2 separate regions of the Mus musculus genome follow, and region 2 is linked to region 1. Evidence: chromatin loops called from intact Hi-C (ENCODE). Cell type or tissue: left cerebral cortex. All regions are shown on one strand. Each heading gives the region's core, and the rest is flanking DNA. Links, peaks and the distances in the headings are about the cores only.

Region 1 (7,651 bases), core at 2,989-5,488:
TTATTACAGAAAATCAGCTTGGGCTTGGGGTGCAGTGATAACTCATTTCCCTGTTAGTGGAAAGCACAGGTGTGGGGATGGGGGAAGTGGTTTTGGCCCAGGTAAAGGGGAAGCTGGCATAATTAGTAACCACTTAGGAAGAATACATGGCACTGGTGCTAGAGGACCCACGGACCAAGAAGAAGCTGGATTCAGAGGGCGTCACAAACCCACAAAGTGGGTTAGACCTTGTCCCAGGACAATAGCAAATCACCGAAGGATATTTAGTTTACTAGTTTGTGTGTTAACAAGCTCCCTTCCCCCGTATAATCCAAAATGGATTCCAAGAAGTAGAGAACAGATAGGAGAGATCCAAGGAACGCTGGGTGGAAGATAAGAGAAGATGGAGAATTCAGAAGATTCAGGAAGGGAGCTGGGAGGAAGACGATGTATGGCTATAGGGGAGCAGGGGTTGGTCAACAGCACTTCTTCCCTTTCCCTTGTCACTCTCATTCTTAACAGTGACCTATTGTTCAAAACCTAGATCCTCCAAGCTATTGAGAAAGACATAGGCTGGAGGGCAGAAATAAGAACCAAGGCCATCAGAAAAGCTGACAAAGGAGAGTAAGAGTCAGAGGGACTCATATCAGCGTTTTCAAGAAAGCCGTCCATACGTAGTCCTTATAAATTCCAAGCCACTTTGAGAGGCAAACTGAAGCTAATTTGTGCTCAGCAATTTGGCATTTTTGTCATCAAAATGAGAGTTGTTCCTTTATAATTTAATCAAAGGAATTCATAGGCCTTATGAGGCTCCCTTTAATCATCTTACATACCAACTGTGAGACCAGGAGGTGGTAAATGACACGACTCTCCTTAGATAGAAGCACATACTAGAATCTGTATCCATTAAGAACTGCCCAAGGACAGGACAAAGTGAGCCATTTGACAAAGCAACATGGAGTAGAATCTCTCCAATGTAGCGTTTTCTACTGGGTTGTATTGCTTCAAACTGACAGAGGAGGCAATGCGTTTGACAGAATGGGATTTCTTTGGTATCCTTGTTATGGTAGATAAAATTTAGAAACCTGTTTGCAGTCAAATAAGGTTAATAGTGTTTATCAAGAAAGTAGTATTACTTCTCTATTTGGCAGTATGAACTTGGGAGAATGGGGCCTAAAAATGAGGTGGACTAAAGTCTCATGCAATAGCCAACTTTATTCAGAGCATTGGACAGTTTATAATCTGAGGCTTAAGCAAGGTCATGTGAGCAAAGTTCACTTGATTTCAAGTCAAGGGGAGGGTCATGTGAGCCATGACTTACTTATATAGTCACAAGGGCAAGGTCACATGAGGATAATTTGTGAATAACATTCTTCTGAATAGCAATGGGTAAGGTGATAGGCAATTTAAAGTGAAATCCACTCCTATTACCACACACTGGGAGGGGCAGGAAAGCTCATTCCAGTTTATGGAGGAACCTTGTTATGGAAGGACAGAGATCGCAAGACTCTTGTTTCCTTGGAGTTTTCTCACAAGGACGCAGAAATCTCCTCACACGGCTTTGTTCATGGACTGTGCTCCAACATGTTGCATCTCCATCTTCTCTGCTTCCACCTAAGACGGATGTGATTGTTCTGAATCTACTATATAGGTCTGTCCTCTCTTCAGTGATTGGATTAAGTATGGTCATGGGATACTGCTCCAGTCGATGTGATGGGGGCAAGAGTTACAGGTTTTATACCCTGTTTCTTCTGGCCGTAGAATGTCACTGCATGGTGCATACAACCAAGGCTCTTGGAGAATTCAGGAAGTCAAATACATCCTGCTATAGTGAAGGTATGTAGTCAGACATGATAGTTTCATCGAGTTATATGGCTAAAAGTTTATCTTCAATACCAGTCTTCAGAGAATTGTGTGTGGACCTTCCTTTATAAGGGAACAAATGCTTATGAGATGGAGCAAGATCATGTCCAACATGCATAGAAAACAATGCTGGGCTCTTACCAAAGGGAAAGGCTTAATTGCACATTCTACAAGGGGGTCGGGATTTGAAAAGATCTCTCTGATTGGTTTGGTTGCTTGGTTACTTGTTTGATTGTTTGGTTGAGAACATGGGGCTGGTTGGCTGGATAGTGAGGAGGGAAAGGTACTGGGGGTTCTTTTGCAGAGATATAGGTGGCTGCATACATCCATTCTAGGAAAGCAGATGCCAGAGAGTCTCTGAGTCCACGCTATGGGCTTTTCCTGAAAGACAACTGAATTATTTAAGGGCTTTATGCCTGAGTGAGCACATGTCTAGCCAGCTACTTCTTCACGTTACTGAGAATGAGAACTTTGGTTGACTTTCACACTTATATTTTGCTTAGTTTGTCTCAAGTCCAGACAAGATAAGGCATCATGACCACGCATGGGCAGGAACTGACATGAGCTTTTCTCCTGGCTCATGCACTACCGTATCAGCCCTGTCTGTGGCCTTCTCACCCCAGTGAGCTCTCCTATTGAAAGAAGTGGGTAGACGTCCAATAGAGACTTTTCCTGTGGTTCTTTTGGCTTAGAATATCCCTTATTCCTGGTCCTGTGCTAAACACTCACTACTCTTGAGCCCTGCCTGAATACCTCCTTTGGAGAAGAATCCTTGAGTCCCCTCAGCCTCAAAAGCCCACGAGAAGGATTTTTTTTTCCCTTTGACCTTCTTTAATCCCTTACAGTAGCATGAGTTTATTTTTATTTCACTGATTCACTTGGCCTCTGCTTCTAGAGGGAAAAATCTCTTTCTCTCTCTCTCTCTCTCTCTCTCTCTTTAAATCCTCAAGGTGCCTCATAGAAGTTGGTTTGAAAAATTGTGAAAGGAGTTCTGATGTCATAACTAAGTTGGTAGGTGCTTGGCTTACCCCTCTGAAGCTCTGACTTTGATCCCTTAGAGTCCATGTATAAATTCAGGACTTAGTGACATTTGTGCAATCCTAGCACTGAGGAAACAAAAGCAGGTGGATCCACGGAGCTCACCAGACAGCCTGCCTTGTCTACTCAGTCAGTATCAGGCCAGGGAGAGGCCGTGTCTCAAAACAAGAGGTGATGACAGCGGAGGTGCAATACTTGAGGCCTCCATACTTCATACCTGTACACATATGAACATATACACAGACACATGTATACCTGTACACATATGAACATATACACAGACACATGTATACCTGTACACATATGGACACACACCCAGAGACACATATATACCTGTAAACATATGGAAACACAGAGACACATGTATAACTATACACATATGAACACATACACAGAGACACACAGCTACATGTATACCTGTATACATGTGAACACACAGAAACACATATGTACTTGTACACATATAAGCAAACAGATAGAAACACACAGACACACGTATACCTGTACACATATGAACACACACACACACACACATACACACACACACACACAGGAAAAAGGCAAAATATAATAAGTCAGGCAGTGGTGGACCCAAGGATTTAATCCCAGCTACTTGGTAGGTTGAAGCAGGAGGTAGTGAATTCAAAGTCATCACAGGCAACATGGTGTGATGCTCCCCCCAAAATGAAATGAAATGAAAATATAAGCTAATATGTATATCTTTCTATCTCTCGAGGACTTTATATGGATTAAAGAATATAAAACAAGAAAGCAATAGAAACCTCATGTTTACTCAATAAGTGATAATTTTTGTTCGTGTTATCGTCGCTATAGCTGCTATTATTACTGTTCATACCACTATATCACTTGGCGCTGGCTTTAGGTAGGATTCTGTCCTCTGATAAGAGAAACCCGCAGGGAAATGTCTCAAGGGCTTTTTAACATGTTTAACTCTGTAACTGTGATGAAAACTGCAGTTTGGTTGGGTCTTGCGAATAACATATCCCTACCCCCACCTCATTTATTTGTTAGTTCGAGTACCTCTTGCAACCTTTTACAAATAAGTGGGTTGATTCACTCTAACGCGCACTTTCACCAGTTGGCTCTTTTCTATGTAACCCCTCTCGTCCCTATTCAACAGAGGCTAGTAATTACCATAGCAACCGCAGCATGCGGTGCCTTGTGCACTCTCAGAAACAAAGCACTCGCTTTGAGAAAAAAAAAATCACACACACATTAATTTGTTACATGAAATTCTATTTCATGCTATTTATGAAGGGAATCGTGCCTCCAACTAAACCCACTTACCTTCCTCACTGGACTCTGGGCTCACGGCTGCTCTACTCTCTTCCCACCCCCATGGTACTCTAATCTGGACACACATTGACTCATTTTAAATATGAAATTTTTTGTGCAACTGGGGGAGAGGATGGGGAGGATTTGGTTTCGGCTGGAAGGCTCAAAGGTCAACGAAAGGGTGCACAGACCTATATAACAGTTGTTCCTGTCTGAGTGATGACTATACTACCAAGGGGATTCATTAAAATGGAGCCTATTGCTGTTACAATGAATGAGGCTCTCCATAAATTCTGCTGAGATCCTGTCAGTGGCTAAGCCCATAGGTAACACTTAAATGCTGCGCCTTCATCTGCTTGCTGGTGTCTGGATTCCAACCCACAGGTGCCTCTCCCTACTCCAGAGTTTATGCATACTGACTCCAGACCTATCAAGAACCCAGAGCCTGGAACCTATGCACTCCCAGCAAGCAAGCTTTCCCAGGCTTTCCCTGTGTGTGTGTGTGTGTGTGTGTGTGTGTGTGTGTGTGTGTGTGTGTAATAGGACATTAGGCTTTGAAATGTGACAAGACCATCTAGGCGGTAGTCACTTGTACTTGGTCCCACCTGAGCTGGGGCCAGAAAGGGGAAAGAAGAGTTAGCTTAGAGTAATTTGAAGTCACATGGTAATGCCACCTCCCAACCTTGTCCATTTAATAGATGAAAGGAGGCAATGTGTATGTGTGTGCCAGGGAGTGCTCTGGGCATGAACAGCTCTCTGTGTCCATCGTTATAATCAAAGGGCAATCGACAGAAGGCAGACTTGTTCTGTCCTGCCTCCTAAGTCACCTTTCAGACTCAGAGAGGCTGGGGAGAAAGTACTTAAATGAGACTATTTTCTGTTGCTGTTTAAGACCAGCCGGTTGGAAGCCACTTTATGAGTTCTCTAGTTGAATCTCTGATGTAAGAAAAAAAAAATGCTTTGGTTTGAGGGGGAAAAAAATCCCAGTCAAAGGCTTTGCAGGTCCAGGGAACAATCAGGGTTGTTCCCTCTGCTCTGCAGGAATTCAGCCAGGCCTTTGGGAGGAAGGGTGGAGGAGGCAGGGCTGCCATACCGGGGTTGTTCCCCCTTCGAAAATGGAACTGAAAAAACATGGAGAGCTCAATCGGTGAGTGGACTGGTGAGAACAGGCAGGGATACCCACATTAGCTGCTTCTTTTTTCTTTCACCAAATATGTCATGATGCATATTTGCATTTATTCACTCTTTAGATGAGAGAATTTCTGGTGCGGTCTGTGATTCCCCAGCTTTGGCTGTGTAGGTACTAACAAACTGACAAAGATATCTGTGAGAAATAGTACTGTCCTTTATTGATACCGAAAACTGGAGATACCAGGTCAACGTGTATAAGGCAGATGCCTCTTTGTTCAGGAGGTTGCCTCCAGTCTGCCCGCCCCCTGCAGCCACCTTGCAGAAACCAGGCACTAGGGGGCACTGTTGGCCCAGAGATGGCTCTTTGCATTAACCAGCTTTGGAGGCAAACGCATTAGCAGAGAAGCAGGAAAGTCGGTGACGTGAGGAAATTATTATGCACAGTTCATTTCCTTGTAATTTAACTCTCAGAGTAACAAAAGCATAATGTATAGCCCAGTTTTCTGGTCTGATTTACAACAATTTGAACTAAAAGATGACTTCTGCCTTGCCCCACCCCCTTCTAATCATTTCCGCTGATATCAGCAGCTGAGAATTTTTTATCTCACCGTAACCACTGCACCTCTTGAAGCCACAGATCGGAGAAGAGGAAAATGTAAAACGTGGTCCCGCAAACCCAGCCGGGCACATACCACACTCTGTTTCCTTACAGCTGTGGTGCAGGGAGTCGTAACTCTATGTCTATTATGGCTATTTGGCTGGTATCCTGTAAGGCCTTTAAATGCCCAGGAAGTCCAAACGGGAAAAAGCATGTTTGTCCCCCAAAATGTTTGTGGTGTTTCATAACCAGAGGCAAAAGGAGTTTGTTTCCTAGTAGCAGATGCCCCATCTAACCATCCTCCAGTGGAGGTCTATCCTTGCTTTGGCCATCCCTTCTCTGTAGATACCAGCTTAGCTGGTCTCCACTTCATAAGACTCTTAGAGCACACATTCACTGGCATACAGCAACTTAGCATTTCCTAGTGCTTGTCTTGCTTATTGATCTCTCTGTCTCTGTCTCTTCCCACTACACAGAGAATTGGGGTGTGTGTGTGTGTGTGTGTGTGTGTGTGTATGTGTCTACTTTGACTAGAGCTCCTTGCTAAGGTATGCCATTTTCTTTAATCAGTTCAAAACCTTGACCTTAAGAAGTAATTGGTTCATTTTATAGGCAAGGCCATGGAAGCTAAAGAACCTACCCAGGGGCCTCTGGAATTAGAGGCAGGCTTCAAAACCAGCTAGTTCATTCTGTTACACCATTCTGATGCCCATGTGCTAACTGGGACTGTTGAGTGAATAATGGGGGAGGGGGAGCTGTACAGAGATGACTTTCATAAGTATGAAGTACCTCCCAGGGCTCTCTGGGCCCCTGCAAAATCATTCAAGGAATTTAACAAGATGAAGCCATTGAGAAAAGTCGGCGAGCAAGTGGTCTCTGAGGACCCAGAGAAACTTGCAAACCAGGATGCTAACATTCATCTCCGGTTGACTCTGAACTTTTGGAAGCCAGGGAAACGGGGTGACCAAGGAATGCTGATTCCCAACCCCTGGGACCACATTACTAAACATATGGAACCGATAAGGAAATTAGGCACGGTCCCTAAAGGGTGGTTTGAAGAACTCAGAATTTCAGCACCTCTGGGGATTAAAGTCACAGTAAAGGAAATATCATGCATATCTTGATGAATTTTACCCTTATCATGCATGCTCTTTGTATGATTTCCCAGCCTTACTGAGGAATAACTGACAAACATTGTAATATGTAAGATGTACACTAGATATAAATGTACGTACACAATGTAAGTTGACCATACACTCAAGCTAGTTAACACAGTTATCCGCCCCCACACACTAACATTTAAGATCTATTAATTACAGCAATCACACTGTACAATGCATTTTCAGAACTTATTTCTGCTGCCTAACTTTTCCTCTGATCTTCGGGACTACTTTTCTGCCCCTCACCTTTATCCTGGCACTACACTTCCACTCTCCTCTTTGCTTCCGTGAGATTGTTCTTTTACGTTCCACACGTAAACAGAGCCATATACCAGTCGTCTCTCTGTGCTGCAGCTAACACATTGCTTTCTGGTTTCACCTGTGTGGCTGAGAATAGCAGAATGTTCTCTCCCCTCCCCCACCCCCACCTGTGTGTGTGTGTGCGTGTGTGTGCGTGTGTGCACTCGCACGCGCACATGTCACATTTTCTTTATCCTCTATCTGTCAATGTATGTGTTGGTTGCTTCTAGATCTTGCTTATTGTGAACAGTTCAGCAGTGAACTAGAGACTGCAGAGGTCTGATTG
Region 2 (7,651 bases), core at 2,208-4,707, 1.7 Mb after region 1:
TAGATGTAATCCACATTACTTATTCATTTAATATCAAAGTGCGCTGAGACAATGGAACTCTGAATCCCCTTTACACAGGCTCTTGCTCTCCATGAATATTAATATAATTAGCTTCTAGAGTTATGAGGATGACCCAAGTGTCCCAGACATGGCAGTAACTCTGAAAAGCCACACCAGTGCTGCTGGCTCTTGGATTTTGACACTGACTTTTTCAACCGAGTATACAGAGAGCAAGAATGGGGGTGTGGCCCATTTTTGGTAGAGGAGACACACCTGCTCTTGAGGATAATGAGTCAGATAAATCATTTTTCCTAAGCACTGTGCCAACGCTGAGGATGTAGTCCAAAGATAGAGTGTATACCTACTATGCACACGGTCCTGGCCTTGATGCCCAGCATGATGGGGGGTGGGGAGGAGAAGACACTATCCCAAGACTCCATCATCTGCTGCTTTGGTATCTTCATGTTCTCATTGTCCATGGATATAAAAGTCACTTGACCATTTGTGTTTGCCAGTCCTGGAGCCCATGTTTTATGTACCTCTGTCCATTTCCCTAAAGCCAACAACAGGCTTGACATAAAAAAAATAATAATAATAAAATAAAACAAAAACAAAAATCACCCTTTCCTGGTTTGAGCTCAACAACTTCTCTACAGGGTAATACCCTTGGTCCTTGGAGAGGCAGCCATCCTGAACTGCACGTGGACCCCTCAGAGCTCCAATCCAGCTTGCTTGTGTCTAGCTGTGCGGTCTTGGGTGAAGTCATTCCACCCCTGTGGATAGAAGTAGATGAAAAAAAATTTGCAAAATGCTTTGTCAACTGCGAAGAGCCTTACAAATATAGAGACGCTCATGACTCAAGGGGCACATTTCAGTCAGACTGAAAACAGATTTTTCTGCGTGAGAAACTGTGTTGCTGTGAAAGGCGACAGTGGGAGCTCGAAGGGTGGGAAGCATTCGCCCTCGCCTCCATTCTCTTTTGATTCCTTATGATTAATGATTCTGTTTAAAACAGACACCAAATGTGGCTTTGCTGCTGATCAATAGATGTTCCTCCCAAATGGTTTCTATTTCGGTTCTCGGTCCTTAACCAAATCTTACCATTGTGTTCTCTGAGGAAACACATCTATACACACACACACACACACACACACACACACAGAGGCACACCCTCTGTTTTGCAGCACAGATGGCATGCAGTTTGAGTTCATATAAATGAGGTCAGAGGTACTTCCTCCAGTACTGGCATGGTCTTTGTAGAGCTAAGTTATTCCCCTCCCAGTATGCCCAGTAGGTGGAAAACATAATATGCCCTTGTTTCGATGGTAGAAGCAAATCCAAGCCCTTGGGAATTGCACTTTGGGAACTGAGGTCTAAGGACTCTATATCTGTGCTCATCCCAGGGCCACTTTGCTATTTGAAGACTGTGGCATGTACTGGGTCAGCTACTTTGGTCTTAAATGATCACACATAGAGTCAGGCTAGAAGAAGAAAGAAAAGAAAAAAAAAAAGATTGATGTTCATTTTCCTGAATTAAGAAAGGGAACCGTACATGCTGAACTTCCAAGCTGTACTGAGTGTGGCGACTTGGGCCTGGATGAGAAGTATTGCTATCCTGACTGCCTCCTTGAATCAACCCAAAATCTTGGCTTGCTGGGAGCCACACACGACGGGGCATTAGTGTCTCTGGGAGTGATGTAACAACACACTTGCCTTCTTTGGGTTTAATGTGCAAGGCTATGCCACACCTCTTCCCCCACCCCAAGAAAAAGTCCAAATACAGGATTAAAAGCAAAAAGCTGAGCCCAGGATACCACATAGTGGCAGCAATCTCCAGTGTGTGCATCTGGCCAATTGTAGAGCCTAGGGAAGAGATGCAGGATGTGCATGACTAAAGCCACGAGTCCCGGGTGATGCAGCATCTGAAGACACAAGATAAACACACCTTAGTCTGGACCGCTGGTTGTCACATGCCTGGCAGAATTCCTGGGGCTACTCATCTGACACTTGTGGTGGCTTGTATCAATTCTGTCCAGAAGCCACTGCTGGCAATTAGCCCTGCCCATCTGCTCTCCACATACTCAAGCCACTCCCACAAATCTGGACCAGTTCCCCTTCATGTGGGGCGGAACATCTAGACAGGTCCGTATCTATCTTGGTGAGCCTCTTGCTAAGCAGGCTTCCCCAGACAGTGCCATCCCTGTCTCCTGTAACAGCTCGTGAAGCCTGGTTGCATGGCAGGAAGAGACTGGGTGGGCGTGTGTGCCTCACACGCAGCTCCCTCCCTGAACAAAGCCACATGTTGCCATTCTCTAGGGCTGCTCGACTTCACTCAACTAATTTGGAACAGTGCTCTTGACACCAGAGTGAGTTTTTATCCTGCTCTGTGGCCCAGGCGCTCCGCCTACGGGAGCATCAGCAAAATCTGATCCACCCATTTGGTTGTTATCTGCAGCCTAGCCTGGACTTGGTGGGTTTGTCTGCATCCTAGAGATGGTACCATTCTCACAGGAGAGGCATTCTAGTGCCTGAGAAGAACCATCCAGACAGATCCCTATGTACCATCCTGACTCCTGCTGAGAGGAAGGGAAGTTGAAATAACCATTGCCTAATGGTGGTCTGATCATTCCAAAATTTTTACTAAAAATACATACTCCTGAGGATCTGGTGATTCCGATCCAGGAAAATGGAGTAAGTCCCTGGAATTTACATTTATACTAAGTGCCCTCCCCCGGGTGAGCCAGGAACCTTATTTGGAGAAACTACCTGGGGAGGCCGGCTGTGCCATAAGGCAAGGCTCAGGGCCCGTGTCTGGTGAGTCAGCTTTTCTCAGGTTGCCTGCTGACACTAAGTGTCCAGGAAACACCCTGTCTCAATAAATAAAACCCAGTGGTAACAAGAGAGATTCTCCAGTTTGCTGAGGGCACTGTTGGATGCATCTTTCTGGGAAAAAATCTAATAACTAGTGAAATGGAGCGACAGAGTTCAGACCTTTAGCACGGCAATTCCAATTAGGGAGAATATACACTATAATCATGATAGGGAAAAGTGCACTGTTTCATTAGAAAGGCACTTCAGATAAGAGAGAATTGGGGGTCCCACAGACAACATGAGATAGAAGGAGAGCTGGGGTACCTGGGATGAGCTCTCTCTGGGCACCGAAGTGTGTGTATAATCCAGGAGAACATAGCTGAACCCCATCGGCTCCCACAGAGCATGAGGATGCATGAGCTAAGACTGAGTTTGCACACGCAAGGCTTTGGGTGGTTAGTGGTTAACGTGCAGTTGGTTCTTTTTATGTGCAAAGCAGCTCACATTCATAGAAACTAAATAAAAACAAATGAGGCTGCTGCCGCGTGGCTGGCCTGGAGCTCCTGGTAAACATCTCAGGAAAATGATGGGGAGAGGCAGAAAGCTGGGCTAGGAGCAAAACCATCTGAGACAAGCATTAGCTTTGACAGACAGAGGAAATCACTCACAGATCCCCGGGTTTCTCCAGTTTCCTCCTTTATGCTCCCCTAGGCAGCTCTGGGGCAACCTTGGGGTTCTGTATCCCCAATCTCCCTTCCACTCTGGATGCCTTCCATCACCCAGGGTCTCCTTGGCCAAGGCCTCCTGAGCCCAAGGCAGCTGAACCAATGCAGAAACGGCCCTCCCCAGGAACACACTGAGCAGGGATGTGCTCTGCACATAAGAGTGTGCTCTGATATGCCCTGGCCAAGCCCTCTTTGTCTCTGTTGGTTCTCACTCTGCCCATTTTCCTTTTAGAAGCCCTAAAGGGCACTGCTCCAGGCATTTCTTCCTTGGGGGTCTGTGGACTTAACAGAGTGGCATCACTAGGGGCAAACTATCCATAAGCGGCCTTATAAATGACTCAAGGGCTGGCAAGAGCAGTGCGTGCAGAGGGTGAATCAGGAAGAGCGGAGAAAGTGGTTTCTAAAAGGCCATGCAGCCGTTTCCCTCCCCGCCAAACAGCATTAGCAGTAGCACATCTCCCCAAGCTCAGGAAAGGTGGCCAAAGCAACAGCATATTGAAGCACTATAGCTTTGGCGGCTGGTGCCTTCAAAAACAAAAACAAAATGTAGCAACGTCGCTAAGCCGGTGTCTGCTAACAGCTCTAAGATTGTCCACCTGGGAGACATGTACCAGGCTTGCTCTTTTAGAACGAGAAAAGCATTTAATACATTAGCATCGCCTTCCAGGTCTCACAAAGGATGCCCTTTGGCCATTCCTGGAGCCAGATAGTGAGGCGGTCCTCGGACATTAGAGATGGGGGTGGGACAGGTGGGGACTGGAGCAGCAACTAGGAAGACAAAGTCACACCCCTGGGCCAAAGTCCTCAACTTTAACCCTACCCCTGTAGGGCACATTCAGGAAATAGACTCTGGACCCTCTGTGATGCAGGGGATTGTCCAAAATGACAAAATGCAGCTCAGCTTTTGAATGTCCAATGCCAGAGAATGCTACTTTAAACTGCTCATAATTTATTCAAGCCTAGATCCTCACATGGATTTACAGGTAAATACCATGGCTGCATGGTTTTAGTAGTCAGAGTATTCTAAAATGGCACTTAGTCTATAAACCTTTCTTTTTTTTTTATTAAAGTGAAAATTTATGTGACATAAGTTTATTAGTTAAAGGCTACAGCTAAGTGGCATAGATACACATCCACACTGGTGTGCAACACAAAGCCATGTAGGCCCTGGGCTATTTCCATTACCCCAAAAGAGAGCCTTGATTCTGCTCTGCAGTCCCTTCCCACTGTCCCAGCCCCCAGACACTGCCAAGATTTCTTTCTCTAGGGCTTTACCTATTGGGATGCTTGCCTTCTTTAAGTGAAAATAAGCAATATTGTGACCTTTGGAGTCCAGTGTTTGAGGATATAGAGCATTATAAATGATATAAAGCAGGGCATTGAGTCTGATAAGAGTTGAGAATCACTCCAGGTCCTGAGCTGTGTATCAGCCATCTGCGTCTGTGGGAATGAGATGACATTCACACTGAAGAGCTGGCCAGGGCAGGATGCTTGTATTGCTGTAACAAAGCCCTGCAGCCTCTGTTCCTAGAGTTCAAAGGGTGAGGGTGTGGAGCCTCAAAACTGTTCAGTACAGAATCACAGTCGCTAACACTCAAGGTCACGGTCCAGGCAGTACAGAAAGGATCATGCATAGTTTCTGTTCAGACGAGAAGTGTTCTCAGGTGCCTCCTCCCAGAAGTGTATCTTCCACTGAATGAATCTTCAGTAATAATCTCCCCCGATAGCAGAGAAGAGAGGAGGAGACGGTCGTTACAAATAAATAAGCAGCAGAGAATTTTGAGAGGGCTTAGCCTCCTTAGACTTCACTTGCAGTAGTAAATTAGAAAGGAGGAAAAATGGAGCTGTCTGTAAAACTGTTGATGAAAACAGTACTTAAAATAGCATCCTACCCACAAAATTCATGATAGTGGCTGCCTCTGGTGTGTGGGAGAGAACAACTCTATCAAAAAAATAATTCACTTTCCCTGTAATGTTTTATTTCTTTCATTTAAAAACCGTCCATAAAACAGATTAGCATGTTGATATGTAAATGCTAGGGAACTGTGGCTGTGGATATTGATTATACGGTCTCTGTAAATTTCTGTAACTTTTTTTTTTTAATTAAATATGTGGGGGAGAGAGGGGCTGGAGAGACGGCTCGGTGGTTAAGAGCACTGACTGCTCTTTCAGACGTCCTGACTTTGATTCCCATCACCCACATGGTGGCTCCCAATCTTCTGTGACTCCAGCTCCAGGGTGTCCAGTGCCTTCTTCTGGCCCCAGCAAGGACCAAGCATGCATGGAGGGCACAGACATACATGTAAGCAAAACACTCACACACATACAATTTTTGGATATCAAAAAGTAAAAAAACTTGAATATGTCTGTAGGATCTTCAAATAATGTGGAAGGCAGAAATTGAGCATTCTTGTAACTTTTTATGTTTAAGCCAAATGTGACCCATTCCATCCAAAATTACATAGGACTCACTAAGAAGAGACAACATAGGAGCAGAATGCTGGAGAGAGGAGGGGAGGAGAGGACCTGGTCAGAGCATTTTCCTGTGACTTCTCCGTGAGTTTGGAGAAGAGTCCCATTAGGTCTCCTCCATACAGATGACAGGCATTAATAACAGAGCCACCCATAAGGTAATTGTAGTTTATTGTTTTATGTCTATAGCTTCATGGGCATTTAAATCGGAGCCTTAAATTCTCTGCCTGCATTGGTTCCTCCATTTCAGTTAATCTTTTATGCTTTATGAATGGCATTCAGAACTGAAGAGTGACCCCCCCCCCCAAGCACAGATCATCAAACCCAACTAAGGTTGCAGCTAAGAGTCGATGCCTACAAGAGCGAGCAGTAAGACACCTGCACTAGATTAAAGGCAACCACAAAAATATTTGCTTCTTTCCCCATCAATGCAATGAAGTGCATTTTCCATTCCCTGAGCCTGAGCTGGCTGTGATTTGAATTCTATTGTTTGACCAATAGCTTTCAGAAGCACTTCCAAGATGAGGCCATAGAGGCTTGTAGCTTCCACTGTGAAGAAGGTTCACCTCAGAGAAGCCAGTACCTTAGAAAGACAACCAGCCCGCAGGGTTCCAGCCATTACAACTTGGACACCAGAACACAGTTCAACCCTAGCAAAGGCAGACATAATATTAAACAGGAAAAAAACAAAACAAAACTGAGAAAGCCAAGTGTCAGATTCACAGCCTCGGATACATGGATCCAACTGAACTGTCCCAGCATGTCCAACCAAGTGAGCCCTCCCTGTAATTGCAGGACAGAAATAAACCACTCCCAATGAGTCCCACCCAAATTCCCAACCCACAAAATCCTGAGCATAATAATGTTTAACACCACCAGGTTTAGTCCGCAGACATTCCTTCCTTGCCTAACAGTACCTGAGATCCCAGGTTAAGAGCAGTTGCTTCCAGTGGATCCAGATTCGCTGTCTGGCATTCACACAGTGGCTCATAACCAACATATTTCCAGTTCCAGGGGATCTGGCCCCCTCTTTTGACCACCAAGGGACAAGGCATGCACAGGGTGTGCATACATACATGCAGAGAAGACTCTCATACACATAAAATTAAATAAACTAAATAAATCTTTTAAAATGTTTTTGAATTCTGTTGGGTGGAGAAATAATTTATTAATAATTATTAATAATAATTTACTTGCTGCTCTTAAGAAAATCCAGCTTCAGCTCCCAGCACCACATAACTGTAATTACAGGTACTACAAGGTAGCGATTCAGGGTACAATTTGACATTGATGTCTATTTTATCTTCCACTAAAACTAGAAACTCTCCTGCTGACCCTTGGCCTCAGCACCTAGAGGAATGGCAGGCTGGCTTCTTCATCCTCTTCTCAACTGCTCCTCTGTGTTTCAGGCGAGAAGCAGGAGAAAGGAAAAAAGATGAGCAAAAGTCCACGGTAGCTAAGTTCACCCTACAAATACTCTCTCAGGTCCAGAAACCCATTGGGTAGGTTATTCTTACATCTCATTGGCCAAGACTGGGTTGCTTAAGCCCCAAACCTGAATACATGTGCCCACCCAGAAAGGGAGGTGTTTTTAAGTAGGCACACTGTAACCCTGAATGAAATAATGAAACAGAGCTACTATG

What was found. A loop is a pair of places that touch in the nucleus more often than their neighbours do. Peaks named below come from ENCODE experiments on the same cell type or tissue, not always from the same donor. Only the 100,000 strongest peaks of a DNase experiment are listed, where the experiment ranks them.
Region 2: a loop joins it to region 1, with 6 times the contacts of the local background. A loop is called at or near these places in 2 of 42 quality-filtered maps.

What each region holds. Positions count from the first base shown.
Region 1 is chr1:61,175,655-61,183,305 of GRCm38, forward strand. No RefSeq gene overlaps it. Among named protein-coding and RNA genes, the nearest start is that of 9530026F06Rik, 200 kb to the right of the region's middle. In left cerebral cortex, for the core only: no CTCF peak of the experiment used is centred there; DNase peaks (open chromatin) are centred at 4,061 and 4,209.
Region 2 is chr1:62,906,534-62,914,184 of GRCm38, forward strand. Gm35252 (a long non-coding RNA gene) reads right to left here. Exons shown (of 4, transcript XR_865480.1): 4 at 1-773. Among named protein-coding and RNA genes, the nearest start is that of Gm35252, 46 kb to the right of the region's middle. In left cerebral cortex, for the core only: no CTCF peak of the experiment used is centred there; DNase peaks (open chromatin) are centred at 2,256 and 3,347.